Linked DNA regions of Homo sapiens: region 2 is linked to region 1. A link is a contact called in ENCODE Hi-C or POLR2A ChIA-PET data. All regions are on one chromosome and are shown on one strand. The core of a region is the stretch at or near the end of the contact, and the rest is flanking DNA. Distances in the headings are between cores, read along the strand shown.

Region 1 (7,070 bases), core at 1,097-3,596:
GCCTCCCACCAGACTTGGAGATTGAAGTTCTTAAAAGGCCTTTGTTGTAGCCAAAGGCATGCATGCGTCACTGGTAGTAGGAGGAGCCTGTCCCAGCTTCATCTTGTCCTGAGATTTATCCACATACAGGAAACAGGCGGGACACAGTGGCTCACGCCTGTAATCCCACCACTTTGGAAAGCTGAGGCAGGTGGATCACCTGAGGTCAGGAATTCAAGACCAGCCTGGCCAACATGGTGAAACCCCGTCTCCACTAAAAACAAAAACAATTAGCTGGGCATGGTGGCCGGCGCCTGTAATCCCAGCTACTAGGGAGGCTGAGACACACGAATCCCTTGAGCCCAGGAAGCAGAGGTTGCAGTGAGCCTCGATTGTACCACTGCACTCCAGCCTGGGCGACAGAGCAAGACTCTGTCTCAAAACAAACACAAATACAGTATCCAAACATTGGAGATTAGTGACTCACCTGCAGTTGGGAGCCAGCTACAACCCAAATCATTTTAAAATTTTCAATTCTTTGATCTCATGCAATGCACACTTTCTTCTGAATTAGCAAACTGAATAAACTACAGAAATTTTTTAGAATCAAGAAGTCTTGCTTACAATTAAAGGGCAAACTCCTGTGACTCTAACATTTTTCCTTTCTCACAGCACCATTCTGAAATTTGCATTGTTGCTTCTGGATTTTGAAGCCTTGTTTTCCAAGTATTTGTGGGCAGCTCCTAAAAGACTTTGTCCCTTAAGTAAGGGCAGCTGCTTTCAGGATGAAACCATGCGACTGAGACTGGCAGATCCTGGGAGCTTGCACCTGGGTCAGCTCCACAGATGGATTCGTTTCTTCTCTGCCTCAGCTGCCCAGGCTCTAAAATGGCATCATTTCTCCCTACTTCTTAGCCCTTCTGACTACATACAATCCCTGAATTCCCATTGCCATGATTATTATTTTTGCATTATAAAAATAGAAACCGGCCAGGCACGGTGGCTCATGCCTGTAATCCCAGCACTTTGGGAGGCCAAGGTGGGCAGATCACCTGAGGTCAGGAGTTCGAGACCAACTTGACCAATGTGAAACCCCATCTCTTTTAAAAATACAAAATTAGCTGGGCGTGGTGGTGCATGACTGTAATCCCAGATACTGCGCAGGCTGAGGCAGGAGAATCACTTGAACCCGGGAGGCGGTGGTTGCAGTGAGCCGAGATAGTGCCATTGCACTCCAGTCTGGGCAACAAGAGCAAAACTCCGACCTCAAAAAAAAAAAAAATAGAAACATCATTACAAACTTGCTAATTCCAGAAACAATGTTCAGCAGGTTGATTGTTGTTTGAAATGTGTTAAATGCATAAATTATTTCCCAGGTGACCAGTTATCTAGAGGTAAACTTAACTGAAAATCTTGGGCCCACCAGTGCTCAGGAACCACTGTGGCTGGGGGAAGACAAGACGTGGGAATTTACAGAGGCATAATTTCAAATCTGTAGCCCTAGAGTCCAGTAGTTCCTCAGAAGATGTTGATAAAAATACATTGCCTAGCATTTGATAAGCATTTAATAATTTTAAAAAATTTAATAAATTACCAGAATGGCAATTCTATTCCTCTTAAGTATAGAAGGATCGCTGTATCTCAATCTTTAAGTTTACAATCCAGAAGATTTGCCTATTTCGAAATGTGGTTCAGCCCCTTGCTTTATATAATTCTTACAATATACATTGTATAAAAGCAAGGATAAACAAGGAAAACAATTAACTATCATTGGCTATTTTATGCCCAATTCCACAAATGATTTTACTAAACACAGAGGACATTTGATGCAGCTGAGAAAGGATCTGAGGGCCAGAGTTTGTCCTTAGTGGGAGAATTTAAAAGCTTGCACTGAACCAGAATAAATAAGTACAATGGCAAGCAGGAAGATAAACCACAGGAAAACAGGACCAGTCCCTGTAGAAGTTCCAGACTTTTGAGGTATGTTCAGACAAAGCTGGCTATTAGACCAAAAATAAGCTGCCCCTGTTAACAAGTGCTTCCTGTTCTTGTCAGGTTTGGAGGTAGTGGTTACCAGGGCTCGGTCCTGACAAGCTGCTGCTCTGTGGGCCAAGCTTCCCCTTAGAAGCTCTGAGTACCTCTGAGCCTGTGGGAAAGGTCACAGTAAGAGTTCTGTGCAACCACCGTCGGTAAAACCTTTGGAGAGGCAGATGTCGACTATAAGCTCCCACCTCAGAGAGCAGGATGAACCTACCCAGATGTTTCCCAGGCCAGGCCTTTAGGCCTCTGGAAAACAGCTGCTGCCGCAAACACAGCTCCACAGCCTGCTGTTGCCTCGTGCTAAACCCAGCACTAGCCACTGGGGAGCAGCCTGTCGCTGTCCCACAGGCCTGCGCTAGCTTCCAGGGAATTCTTGGAGCTGTACTAATACTGCAGAAAAACTAGTTTAGCCTTGGCTTTCAGAAGATGCCAGTGACAATGGAGTACATTGCCCTAAAGCAGTATTTTCAAAATGTGCATTGTGGAATCCATTTGGTCTAAGATCAAAATAAATTTTTAATGAAACAGAAAAAGGTCAGAGTGCATCACACATATCATGGATAAACCAGATTTTGGTTTCTAATACCACTCCCATTAAAAGAAGCCAGGGCTCCTTGCAGAAATAGCTGATTCCAGGGCTAGGGCAGGATAAGCACAAGATAAGCCTGAAGCATCTTGTTAGGATAGAAATAAAAAAGAAGTACTCAAAAAAAAAAAAAAAAAAAATAGCATATCACCAGGATGTAGGAGCCAGCTTGAAGGGTCTCTTGTCTAGCTAAAGCTGAGACCATTTGTGCACCAAAATAATGAATTGGAACCACTGAAAAAGGCCAGGCTTGGTGGCTCATGCCTGTAATCCCAGCACTTTGGGAGGCCAAGGTGGGGGGTTTGCTTGAGCCCAGAAGTTTGAGGCTGCAGTGAGCTAAGATTGTGCCACTGCACTCCAGCATGGGTGACAGAGTGAGACACTGTTTCAAAACAAAACAAAGCAAAACAACAGTCCATGAGTGTATAATGAAAATTAAATGAATAAATTGGGAAGGAAGGGCTTCTGCTTATAGTAGATTACCAAGTGCAACCTGTAAAGCTGGAGAATGCGCTAGAATTGGAAAATCATTTTGCAAACATAGTAAAAGATCAGTGCAGGTAAGAAACATCAATGCATGCTAATTTAACGGGACACTTTCATAGGCAAGAGATTTGCATGGTCTGAAAGTCTACATATACTGGTTATAAGTTCCAGGTAGGGGGATATACAGAGAAGTTGGACACCTTGACCAAGTGATCAAAATTTACCACTATCAATGAGGGGGCAGATGGATATCAAGTCATTATGGGCAAAAACACATAAACTGATTCTAAATATGAGGAAATATCAAACTGAGTTGTTTTCTGTTAAAAAAAAAAAAACAGGGTGGGGTTGGGGGTGGCTACATTCACCAAAAATATCAATGAGGCTGAGTGCGGTGGCTCACACCTGTAATCCTAGCAGTTTGGGAGGCAGAGGATGGCGGATCACTTGAGATCAGGAGTTGGGAGGCAGAGGATGGCGGATCACTTGAGCTCAGGCCTGGCCAACATGGTGAAACCCTGTCTCTACTAAAAATACAAAAAAATTATCTGGGGGTGGTGGCGGGCGTCTGTAATCCCAGCTACTCCGGAGGCTGAAGCAGGAGAATCGCTTCAACCTGGGAGGCGGAGATTGCAGTGAGCCGAGATTGCACCACTGCACTCCAGCCTGGGTGACAGAGCGAGACTCCGTCTCAAAAAAAATACATATCAATGACATAAAAGATCAAGATGAGTCATGACAGCCATAGCCATGTCTGATTCTATACTGGAAGGTTTACTGGAGGGAAAAAATGCTACAAAGAACATCACTGGGCAGATGCCAGGTTAAAGTATCAAATCCATGTTTGACTGAAGTAGAGAACTGTCCTACAGTTGTGTAAGAGAATATCCTTATTTTTAGGAAATAAGCATTTAGGAGGAAAGGCCTATGATGTACGCAATTTACTCTCAAATGCCTCAATTTTTTATGGAGAAGGAGAAAGGGAGAGAGAAACCCTGACAAATCAAATGGGACAAAATGTTAATAAGTGAACAAGAGGGGAATCTGGGTAAAGTGTGCGTGGGGTTTTTTGTACTTTCAACTTCCTAGAAGTTTAAATTATTTCTCAATAAAATGTATTTTTAAATTCCTCCAGTATTTATAACTAAAAATGTCCTGGGTGTATTCCATCAGCATTCACAGAAATACCCAGTTGAATACCTGCCATCCACACGGGCAGATCTCCAGCAATCCTGAACTCACCTCTGCTCTCCACATGACATTTACACTGAGTTGCCCTTCCGAAACTGGAAGAGTAGATTAAGCCCTTGAGTCTTCGATTCACTTCAATGAATAATCTGGTAAAAACAAAAATCTAAGTGTGACTTCTACTTGATAAACAGCTGTGATGTAACTGGGACAAGATCAGTGTGGAATTATCCTTTTTATACCAATTCTGTACAAAGAGTGCAAGAACTGATGCTTTATATTTTATTTCCCCTCTGCCCTCCCATCCCACCCTTGGTGATGGTTGTACCCATTTGAGCATTTCTGAGCACATGACCATAAGTAAATCTTGAGAGAGGAGCGGAATTCTTGTCTAAACAGTAACAGAAGGGGATTAGCTGCAAGGATAGCATAACTGTTGTGCAGGAACAGAAGCTGCCCAGATCTTCTTGGTGGACAATGCATAGAAGACTTAGAATTATGGAACATCGGTCCCCCCAACCACCCTTTCCCACCCGTCTCCCAAACCCCCACTCCCACCCTATTCCCCACCCCATTAATAGTGTTAACAAAAGCTTAATCTTCCAGTTTTAAAGTGCAAATGATTTGGGTATGACTGCTGTTGCAACAAGTCTGAACAGAAAAAAATGAAGTCTTCTCTGTTTATACGATGTTTTCCAGAATATAAAAGATGAGTTCCATGACAACGGGGCCCTCACTAAGCTGGCAGGCCCCTCCATGGATCACCGGCACCAAGGCGCTGTCCAGATCATTCATGTACTGCGAGGGAAGGGGCTGGCCATTGCTCCCTGCTTGATAGCCAACCTATACCACAGAGAGAAAAGGAGGAGAGGTTACTGAACAGAGAAGGCCTCTCCAGGGCTGAGGGCAAGGAGGCTGAGCAGGAAAGGAGATGTCCTTTTTGGCCATAGGCTAAACATATGGCAGTGAATACAAATTTATCCTCTTTTCTGGGTGATCACTTATCCTGTTGTTTACTCCTCCTGACCACTTGACAACCATGAGGCACTGGGTAAGCCACTTAACCTGTTATGGTCTTAGTTTTCTGGGGAAGGGTAGAGGTGTGTAAAAAGGTATGGAGTATCAGAAATAATACCTTAATCTTTGGTTGTGAAAATTAAAATGAGAAATACACAATGTACAGCTCCCTAACCTAGTAGGAACTGAATATTTGTTCTTGCATCCATCTGTTCATCCATGCACCATTCTGAGCAACTACAAATGCAGGGATCCAAAGATGAATGTAACAGGGCCCTGCCCTCAAGAGGCTCACATATTTAGCAGAAAAATGCTTGTTCTTTGTTTTATGTGAGATAGGACCAGAATACTTCATTAGTATAGCATTGGGCAAGCCGTTAAGCAGAAAATAAATATTTGTTGATTGATGACTAGTCAGGAACTGGGGCCAGACACAGAACCTTTCATCATTCCCTGATAATGGCACAACCCTGTGATCAGGAACCAGTTTCTCCTCATAAGCACTCAGGCCAGAAGCAGCTTGCTGGGCAGAATTAACACTCACTCAGTGGGGAAGGGGGATCAAGCTGAGCCTACACCCAAGTTCCAAGTGACTCGGAGCTAAAGGGTTGAGGGAACAGAGAGGTCTGGCAATTTGTAAACATCAAGGCAGGACCTGGCAGGTCCTACCACATGCTCCCCTCTTTACCCCACACTAAGAAGGAAACCAGCTCCTTGGAAGGCATGCAGGTGAAGAAGCCACAGTTCAAATGGTTCTGAGAGAATCTGACCAAGCATCACATGTGGGTATAGTACTATTAAAGAGAGGGCCAAAAACACTATATCCAGTCAGGCCAGAAGGTCGGAGAATTAAGCTCTCTGGGGTGATGCAGAAAAACTCACGTCAGAAATACAGACGTTGCCCAAGGCCAGCTTTAAAAGCTGCGGAAGACACATCATACCTGATCTGAGTCAAGTGTCACACGTAGTCCCAGTTTGGTCATTCCATCTTCCTTCAGAAGTTTCAGGTGAGGACAGAGAGCAAGGCAAAAAGCTTTGGCAACATGCTCAGTCAATCTACTGTGATCTGCAGGATCACTGAGGCAATTGTGCTGGTCATCGTTTTCTAGGAAAAACACCTGTTCCCCAAACAAAAGAGACTTTTAAACTTGTGCCTAGATTTTGGGAGAAGTAGATTAGCTCACTGTATATGAGCACCCTGATTCTCCAAGATGTGCAAGAAGACATGACAGGAACAGGACACCATAAAGTCCCTGGTCCAGGAAAAGTTGGGCATTTGTCTTCCACCTAAAAAAAAAACAATCCCTGTCTCTCCATCTCTGCATCCACAAAATGACAGCAGCAGCCTGCCTAACTCCCTGCAAGCCTCCATGGTTGCAATGGCACATTCTTCTCAGAACTAGAAAAGGCCTCCATTTTGCATTGTATGCCACTAAAAGGTAATCCCTGTATGTGGACAATTTACCTAGAAAATGATCTTAAGTCTAAGAGAATGGCTCTTATAGCTGACGTGACCCAGCTGCTTTATTTTACAATTAGTCTTAGAAGGGAATTGACTGGCTCAAGGGCACAGAAGAATTTAAGAGACAGAGGAAGAGCCAGGCTGAGCCTGGCATCTGAGCCTTTTATTGCAGAGCTTTTTCCACCACACAGCCCTGCCACTATAGAGGCGGGAACTGTGTCAGCACTGTGCACAGGCAGAAGTGGAACACACTTGGAACTGATGACCTAAGTCCTAGCACCATAGAGGAAGGGTCATGAGCAAGTCCGTTAG
Region 2 (7,070 bases), core at 2,951-5,450, 340 kb before region 1:
GGGCTAGAAATATTAATTTGTAGGTCAGCAGTTTCCTTAGTTTCACTTCAGTTTGGTTTTCTTCTGATAAATTCAAGTAAAATCAAAGTTAAATTTTTTACTTACAAGTAGCATTTGTGATCCAATTTTTCCAAACACTTCTATCTAGTATCCATTCAACCAGCCAGCATTTAATCTGAACACATGCTACAAAGATGACTGGAATGGTGTTCACTTAATGATAATGATGGTTATTTCTAGGTGGATTTGGAATGGTTACTTAAAAGAATAATGTTAAAATGTTTATATTTTTTGAGATTGAGTAATGGTACATGGAGATTTGAAGTTTTGCACACACACAAACAACTAAAAAAAGTGAGCCCTGCCACCACTTCTACTTAAAATTATTTGTTAGTGATTTCCCATTGTTTTTAAGATTAAATTCAGGGGTCTTAATGTGACCCTGCATGATCTGGTCCCTGCTTGCTTGCCTGCCTTGCACTATACTTTTCCTCCATGCTCTTTTTACACTTAAAATCATCTTTTTTTTTTTTTTCTTTTTTTTTTTTTGAGACAGAGTTATGCTCTGTCATCTAGGCTGGAGTGCAATGGCGCGATCTCTGCTCACTGCAAGCTCCACTTCTGGGGTTCATGCCATTCTTCTGCCTCAGCTTCCTGAGTGGCTGGCATTACAGGCCCCTGCCACCATGCCCAGCTCATTTTTTTTGTATTTTTAGTAGAGATGGGGTTTCACCATGTTGGCCAGGCTGGTCTCGAACTCCTGACCTCGTGATCCACCCGCCTCAGCCTCCCAAAGTGCTGGGATTACAGGCGTAAGCCACCGCGCCCAGCCTGATTTTTGTATTTTTGTAGAAATGGGGTTTTACCATGTTGGCCAGGCTGGTCTTGAGCCTCCTGATCTCAGGTGATCCGCCCACCTCGGCCTCCCAAAGTGCTGGGATTACAGGCGTGAGTCACCACGCCTGGCCTCCTGTGTATTTTAAATCAATTACTTAGAACAGGGGTATTCAATCTTTTTGCTTTCCTGGACCACATTGGAAGAAGAGTTGTCTTGGGCCATATATAAAATACAGTAATGATAGCTGATGAGCTTAAAAAAAAAATCACAAAAAAAATCTCATAGGCCAGGTGAAGTGGCTCACGCCTGTAATCCCAGCATTTTGGGAGGCTGAGGCGGGCGGATCATGAGGTCAGGAGTTCAAGACTAGCCTGACCAACGTGGTGAAACCCCGTCTCTACTGAAAACACAAAAATTAGCCTGGCGTGGTGGCATGCACCTGTAATCCCAGCATTTTGGGAGGCTGAGGCAGGAGAATCGCTTGAACCCTGGAGGCAGAGGTAGCAGTGAGCCAAGATCACGCCACTGCACTCCAGCCTGGGCGACACAGCAAGACTCCATCTCAAAAAAAAAAAAATAATAATAATAATAATTTCATAATGTTTTAAGAAAGTTTATGAATTTGTGTTAAGCCGCTTTCAAAGCCATCCCAGGCCCATGGGTTGGACAATCTTGACTTAGACTATCTAATACAATGTAAATACTGAGTAAATAATTGTTCTATTTTATATATTTTGTATTTTTTAATTGTATTGTTATTTTTTCCCTAATATTTTTGATGTGTGGTTGGTTGAACCCATGGATATGGAGGGCCCACTGTATGTTTAAATTAATAAACAATTAAGTGCTTGTCATATGCCATGTTCTCACTGTAACCCCATGAGGTAGATATTATTATCATTCCCAATTTTCACCTCCTTTACCTGTTTGAGTTTCCTCATAAGGTATCATCTGAATAAAAGATTCTACGGCTGAGAAAGCTAGGAGGTCTGTGCACTATGCCAGGCTACCTTTCATGCTGCCTGAGCTCATAGTATGGACATTTTTTTTTCTTTTTGAGGTAAAGTCTTGCTCTGTCACCCAGGTTGATCTCGAATTCCTGGCCTCAAGCAATCATCCTGCACAAAGTGCTAGGATTACAGGTGTGAGCCACTGTGCTCAGCCTTAAACTTTATTCAGGAATTGTTGTTGGCCAGGTGTGGTGGCTCACGCCTGTAATTCCAGCACTTTGGGAGGCCAAGGTGGGAGGATCGCTTGAGTCCCAGAGTTTAAGACTAGCCTTGGCAACATAGTGAGATCCTTTCTCTACAAAAAAATTTAAAAATTAGCCAGGCATAGTGGTTGGTGTGTGCCTGTAGTCCCAGCTACTTGGGGAGGCTGAGATGGGAAGATTGCTTTAGCCGGAGGTTGAGGCTGCAGTGAGCCGTGATCATGCCAGTGCACTCCAGCCTGGTTAACAAAGCAAGACCCTTTCTCCAAAAAAAAAAAAAAAATTCACTGACTTTGGCCTGAGACATTTAGGTTGTGCCCTGGCTTGGGTTTATTTTTTCCTACTTTCCTTCCTCTCAGGTGGTCTGACCCAGGACCTGAAAGCTGCCGCCAGGTGCTTTTTGATGGCGTGTGAGAAGCCTGGAAAGAAGTCAATAGCAGCATGTCACAACGTTGGCCTCCTGGCACATGATGGACAGGTTAATGAGGATGGCCAGCCTGACTTGGGAAAGGCCAGGGACTACTACACAAGGGCCTGTGATGGTGGCTATACTTCCAGTTGCTTCAACCTCAGTGCCATGTTCCTGCAGGGTGCCCCAGGCTTTCCCAAGGACATGGACCTGGCATGTAAATACTCCATGAAAGCCTGTGACCTGGGTCATATCTGGGCCTGTGCCAATGCCAGTCGCATGTACAAGCTGGGGGATGGTGTTGATAAGGATGAGGCCAAGGCCGAGGTGCTAAAAAATCGAGCCCAGCAGCTACACAAAGAACAGCAGAAAGGTGTCCAACCCTTAACATTTGGGTAATGTGGTCCACCCTCCCTCCCAGGCAACAAACTGCTTGAGGCTGGCAGCTCCTGTTTCTGAAGACTGATGCAGCCCTTGAAGGTCAACCTGCTGGAGCAAAAAAACTTGGGACTTGAATTTGTAGCTCCATTTACATGGATCCATTGCCCCAGCTACTGGAGTATAGCCTACAATGTTTATTTCAGTCAATATTCCTTTATCTGGGTGTTCTGTACAATGTTTATTACAGTCAATATTCCTTCATCTGGATGTTCTGTGAAGATAGCCATGTTTATGGGGGTCTTAGTTTTCAAACTCTGGCAACTCTGTGAAAAATAGGAGCAAACTAGAGAGCCCTGGAGATTGGTAGTAGGGAAGGGAGGATAGCAGGAAGTTTGAAAAATTAGCAGCCCCGGGGCCTAAAGGAATCAGCTGTCATCATTTTCATCATTATTATTTTGGTTAGGATGGCTTGAAAATCAGAACGTATCTTGGTTTACGTAATTGAGGTCTTAAAGAACTAAGAACAGTTAAATAGTCACAACTACCACCCTCTGACTTACATAATCATTGGTGTGGGCTTCGTTTTGCCTTTAGAGTCACATCTTTCAGTAAATTCACAGAGATCAAGAGGGACGTGCAACATACAGCTTAAAGGCTGTTATGCTTCAGGGTTGCTGAAGAAGATGAAACATCAGCCTGCCATCGTCTAGAAGAGACATTGGCAGTTAAAAATTAGCACCTCCAGTGTAGTCGCCTGGCACTGCCCATCATGCTGAGGGAGCAGATTCTTCCCAAGGCAGCTTCAGCTAGGAGTTTGTAAGCAAGGACTTTGTGACACATTTGTCCCCTGGAACTGAGCCTTTTTAACTGTCCCTGTGAATGAACAATTTTGAGTGACCTACGGTTTGTGTTAATTAGTGTTCTTTCCAGATTCCAGGTACCGTAGAGAGTATGTTCTTTGTGGTGGTTGTGCCTTTTAAGAACATTTGTGGCCGGGCACGGTGGCTCACGCCTGTAACCCCAGCACTTTGGGTGGCCAAGGCGGGTGGATCACGAGATCAGGAGATCATGACCATCCTGGCTAACACGGGGAAACCCCATCTCTACTAAAAAATACAAAAAATTAGCCGGGCGTGGTGGCAGGCGCCTGTAGTCCCAGCTACTGGGGAGGCTGAGGCAGGAGAATTGCTTGAACCCGGGAGGCGGAGCTTGCAGTGAGCTGAGATTGCGCCACTGCCCTCCAGCCTGGGCGATAGAGTGAGACTCCGTCTCAAAAAAAAAAAAAAATTTGCTTTTTCTGTTGTCTCCCCAGCTTGTCACCAGGGGGCGAGCTTGCCATTTCCCTGCTGGTAACAATACCATTCTGTCACCATCTACTGTTTTAGGCTTCCGTTTTGCAGCCGTCCTGAAAGGAAGGCTTGCTGTGTAAATGAAGGCTTGTGAGCACAGCAGCCAGCCTCTCAAGTTGATAGAGGACAGGGACTTCCCCAAGTGCACAGAGGAGATTTCAAAAGACATCAAATTCACTTTTTAAAAATGTAAAGTAGCTTTTGGTGTGCTTAAACTAGGTCAGGCCAGGCGTGGTGGCTCATGCCTGTAATCCTAGCATTTTGGGAGGCCAAGGCAGGTGGATCACTTGAGGTCAGGAGTTCGAGATCAGCCTGGCCAACATGACGAAACCCCTTTCTCTACTAAAAATATAAAAATTAGCTGGGCGTGGTGATGCATACCTGTAATCCCAGCTACTTCGGAGGCTGAGGCAGGAGAATCACTTGAACCTGGGAGGCAGAGGTTGCAGTAAACTGAGACTGTGCCACTGCACTCCAGCCTGGGCAACACAGCAAGACTCTGTCTCAAAAACAAAAACAAAACTAGGCCAGGTGCAGTGGCTCACGCTTGCAATCCCAGCACTTTGGGAGGCCGAGGCAGGCGGATCACGAGGTCAGGATTTCGAGAACAGCCTGGCCAACATAGTGAAACCTCGTATCTACTAAAAATACAAAAATTATCTGGGTGTGGTGGTGGGCACCTGTTGTCCCAGCTATTCAGGAGGCTGAGGCAGGAGAATCGCTTGAACCCAGGAGGTGGAGGTTGCAGTGAGCCAAGACCATGCCATTGCACTCCAGCCAGGTAACAGAGTGAGACTCTGTCTCAAAAAAACACACACACACACACACACAAAACTGTAGGTCAAAAAACATGAAAATATGTTCAACATCACTAATTAGGGAAATGTAAATCAAAAACCACAATGAACTCTTAAAATTCAACAGTAAGAAAACAACCTGATTAAAAACAGGCCAAAACCCTTAACATATCTCAGCAAAGAAGATAGACAGGTGGCAAATAAGCATATGAAAAGATGTTCCATATAACATGTCATCAGGAAAATGCAAGTTAGAACAACAGACCACTATACAACTATTAGAATGGCCAAAATCCAAAGCACCGACAGCATGAAATGCTGGGAAAGTTGGAGCAACCAGAACTCTTATTCCTTGCTGGTGGGAACGCAAGATGGCACAGCCACTTTGGAAGACAGTTAAGCAGTTTCTTACAAAAACTAGGTAAGCTCTTACCATGTGATCCAGCAATCTTGCTCTTTAGTATTTACCTGAAGGAACTGAAAACATGTCCACACAAAAACCAGCACATGGATGTTTATAGCAGCTTTATCTATAATTGCCAAAACTCAACCCAAAATGTCTTTCAGTAGGTAAATGGGTAAATAAATTGTGGTGCATGTAGTCATTATTCAGTGCTTAAATCAAGCTATGACAAATTATGAGTTATCAAGCTATAAGAAGTCACAGAGGAACTTAAATGAATGCTACTAAATGAAGCCAGTCTGAAAAGGCTTCATATTAAATGATGCCAACTATATGACACTGGGATGTATTCTGGAAAAGGCAAAACTATGGAGACAGTAAAAAGCAGTGGGTGGGGGAGGGGAGGGAGGAATAATTGGAGCACAGAAGATTTTTAGGGCAGCGAAACTACTCTGTATGATACTATAATTATAAATACCTGTCATTGTACATATGTCCAACCCCCTAAAATGTACAACACCAAGAGTGAACCCTAATGTAAACTGTGGACTTTGAGTGATAATGATGTGTCAGTGTAGGTTCATCAATTACTGCAAATGTACCTCTTTGGTGGGAGATGTTGAAAATGGTGGAGACTATGCATGTGTGGGGACAACAACTATATGGGAAATCTCTGTACCCTCTCAATTTTGCTGTAAACCTAAAATTGCTCTAAAATATAAAGTCTATTAAAACCACAATGATATTGCCTCATATCCCATTAGGATGGCTACTATTAAACACCAAAACAAAGTAAGTGTTGTCAAGGATACAGAGAAATTAGAACCCTGTGAACTGGTGCAGCTCCCCCAAAATGAAAAACAGAATTGCCGTTTGATCCAGCCATTCCACTTCTGGGTACATATCTGTGTTAGGCCATTCTTGCATTGCTATAAAGAAATACCTGAGACTGGGTAATTTATAAAGAAAAGTTTAATTGGCTCAGGAAGCATGGTGCTGTGCATCCTATTGGCTTCTGGTGAGGCCTCAGAAGCTTACAGTCATGGTGGAAGGCACAGGGGGAGTCAGTGTATCACATGGTGAGAAGGCAAGAGCAGGAGCAAGAGAGTGAGCAAGGGGAGATACCACACACAAATCTCCTGAGGACAGCACCAAGGGGAGGGTCCTAAACCATTCATGAGAAATCCTCCCCATGATCCAATCACCTCCCACCAAGCTCCACCTCCAACATTGGGGATTAAATTTCAACGTGAGATTTGGGGGACAAGTATCCAAACTATTAATATCCAAAAGAATTGAAAGCAGGGTCTCCAAGAGGTATCTATACCCATATTCTTAGCAGCACTATTCATAGTAACCAAAGGGTAGAAGGAACCCAAATGCCCATCAGCAGATGAATGAATACACAAAAGGCGAGATGTACATGCAATGGAATATTATTCAGCCTTGAAAAGGAAGGAAATTCTGACACATGCCACAAAACATGGCTGAATCTTGAGGACATCGTGCTAAGAGAGTCACAAAAAGACATGCTGTATAAGCCAGTCACAAAAAGACATGCTGTATATGAGGCATCTAAACTTGGGTATGAGTTGTATATAAACTCAGAAACAGAAAGTAAAATGGTGGCTGCCAGGGGCTGGGGTGAGGAGGAAATGAGTTTTTTGTTTTTGTTTTTGTTTT

The links. Hi-C counts contacts between places; a loop is a spot of excess contacts on that map. ChIA-PET counts read pairs that join two places held with the same protein, here RNA polymerase II (POLR2A). Pooled maps may share reads with other maps.
Region 2: a pooled map shows a loop between it and region 1 (2.2-fold over the local background). The contact joins two enhancer-like sites. A Hi-C loop is called at or near these places in 2 of 50 pooled maps. POLR2A ChIA-PET finds 5 or more read pairs at or near these places in 4 of 52 experiments (GM12878, OCI-LY7, activated T-cell and 1 more).

What each region holds. Positions count from the first base shown.
Region 1 is chr1:52,344,112-52,351,181 of GRCh38, reverse strand. It overlaps ZFYVE9 (zinc finger FYVE-type containing 9), which reads right to left. Exons shown (of 19, transcript NM_004799.4): 18 at 6,238-6,414; 19 at 4,548-5,122. The coding sequence ends at 4,961. CC2D1B (coiled-coil and C2 domain containing 1B) reads left to right here. Exons shown (of 25, transcript NM_001330585.2): 25 at 1-585. Among named protein-coding and RNA genes, the nearest start is that of CC2D1B, 19 kb to the left of the region's middle. RefSeq lists enhancers at 1-5, 1-205, 6-980. Within about 2 kb of position 2,346, at least 3 of the 41 ENCODE cell types and tissues checked have a DNase peak (open chromatin) inside an H3K27ac peak, as active enhancers do.
Region 2 is chr1:52,683,506-52,690,575 of GRCh38, reverse strand. It overlaps COA7 (cytochrome c oxidase assembly factor 7), which reads left to right. Exons shown (of 3, transcript NM_023077.3): 3 at 2,408-6,127. The coding sequence ends at 2,856. Among named protein-coding and RNA genes, the nearest start is that of COA7, 11 kb to the left of the region's middle. RefSeq lists a silencer at 2,413-2,613. Within about 2 kb of position 4,200, at least 2 of the 41 ENCODE cell types and tissues checked have a DNase peak (open chromatin) inside an H3K27ac peak, as active enhancers do.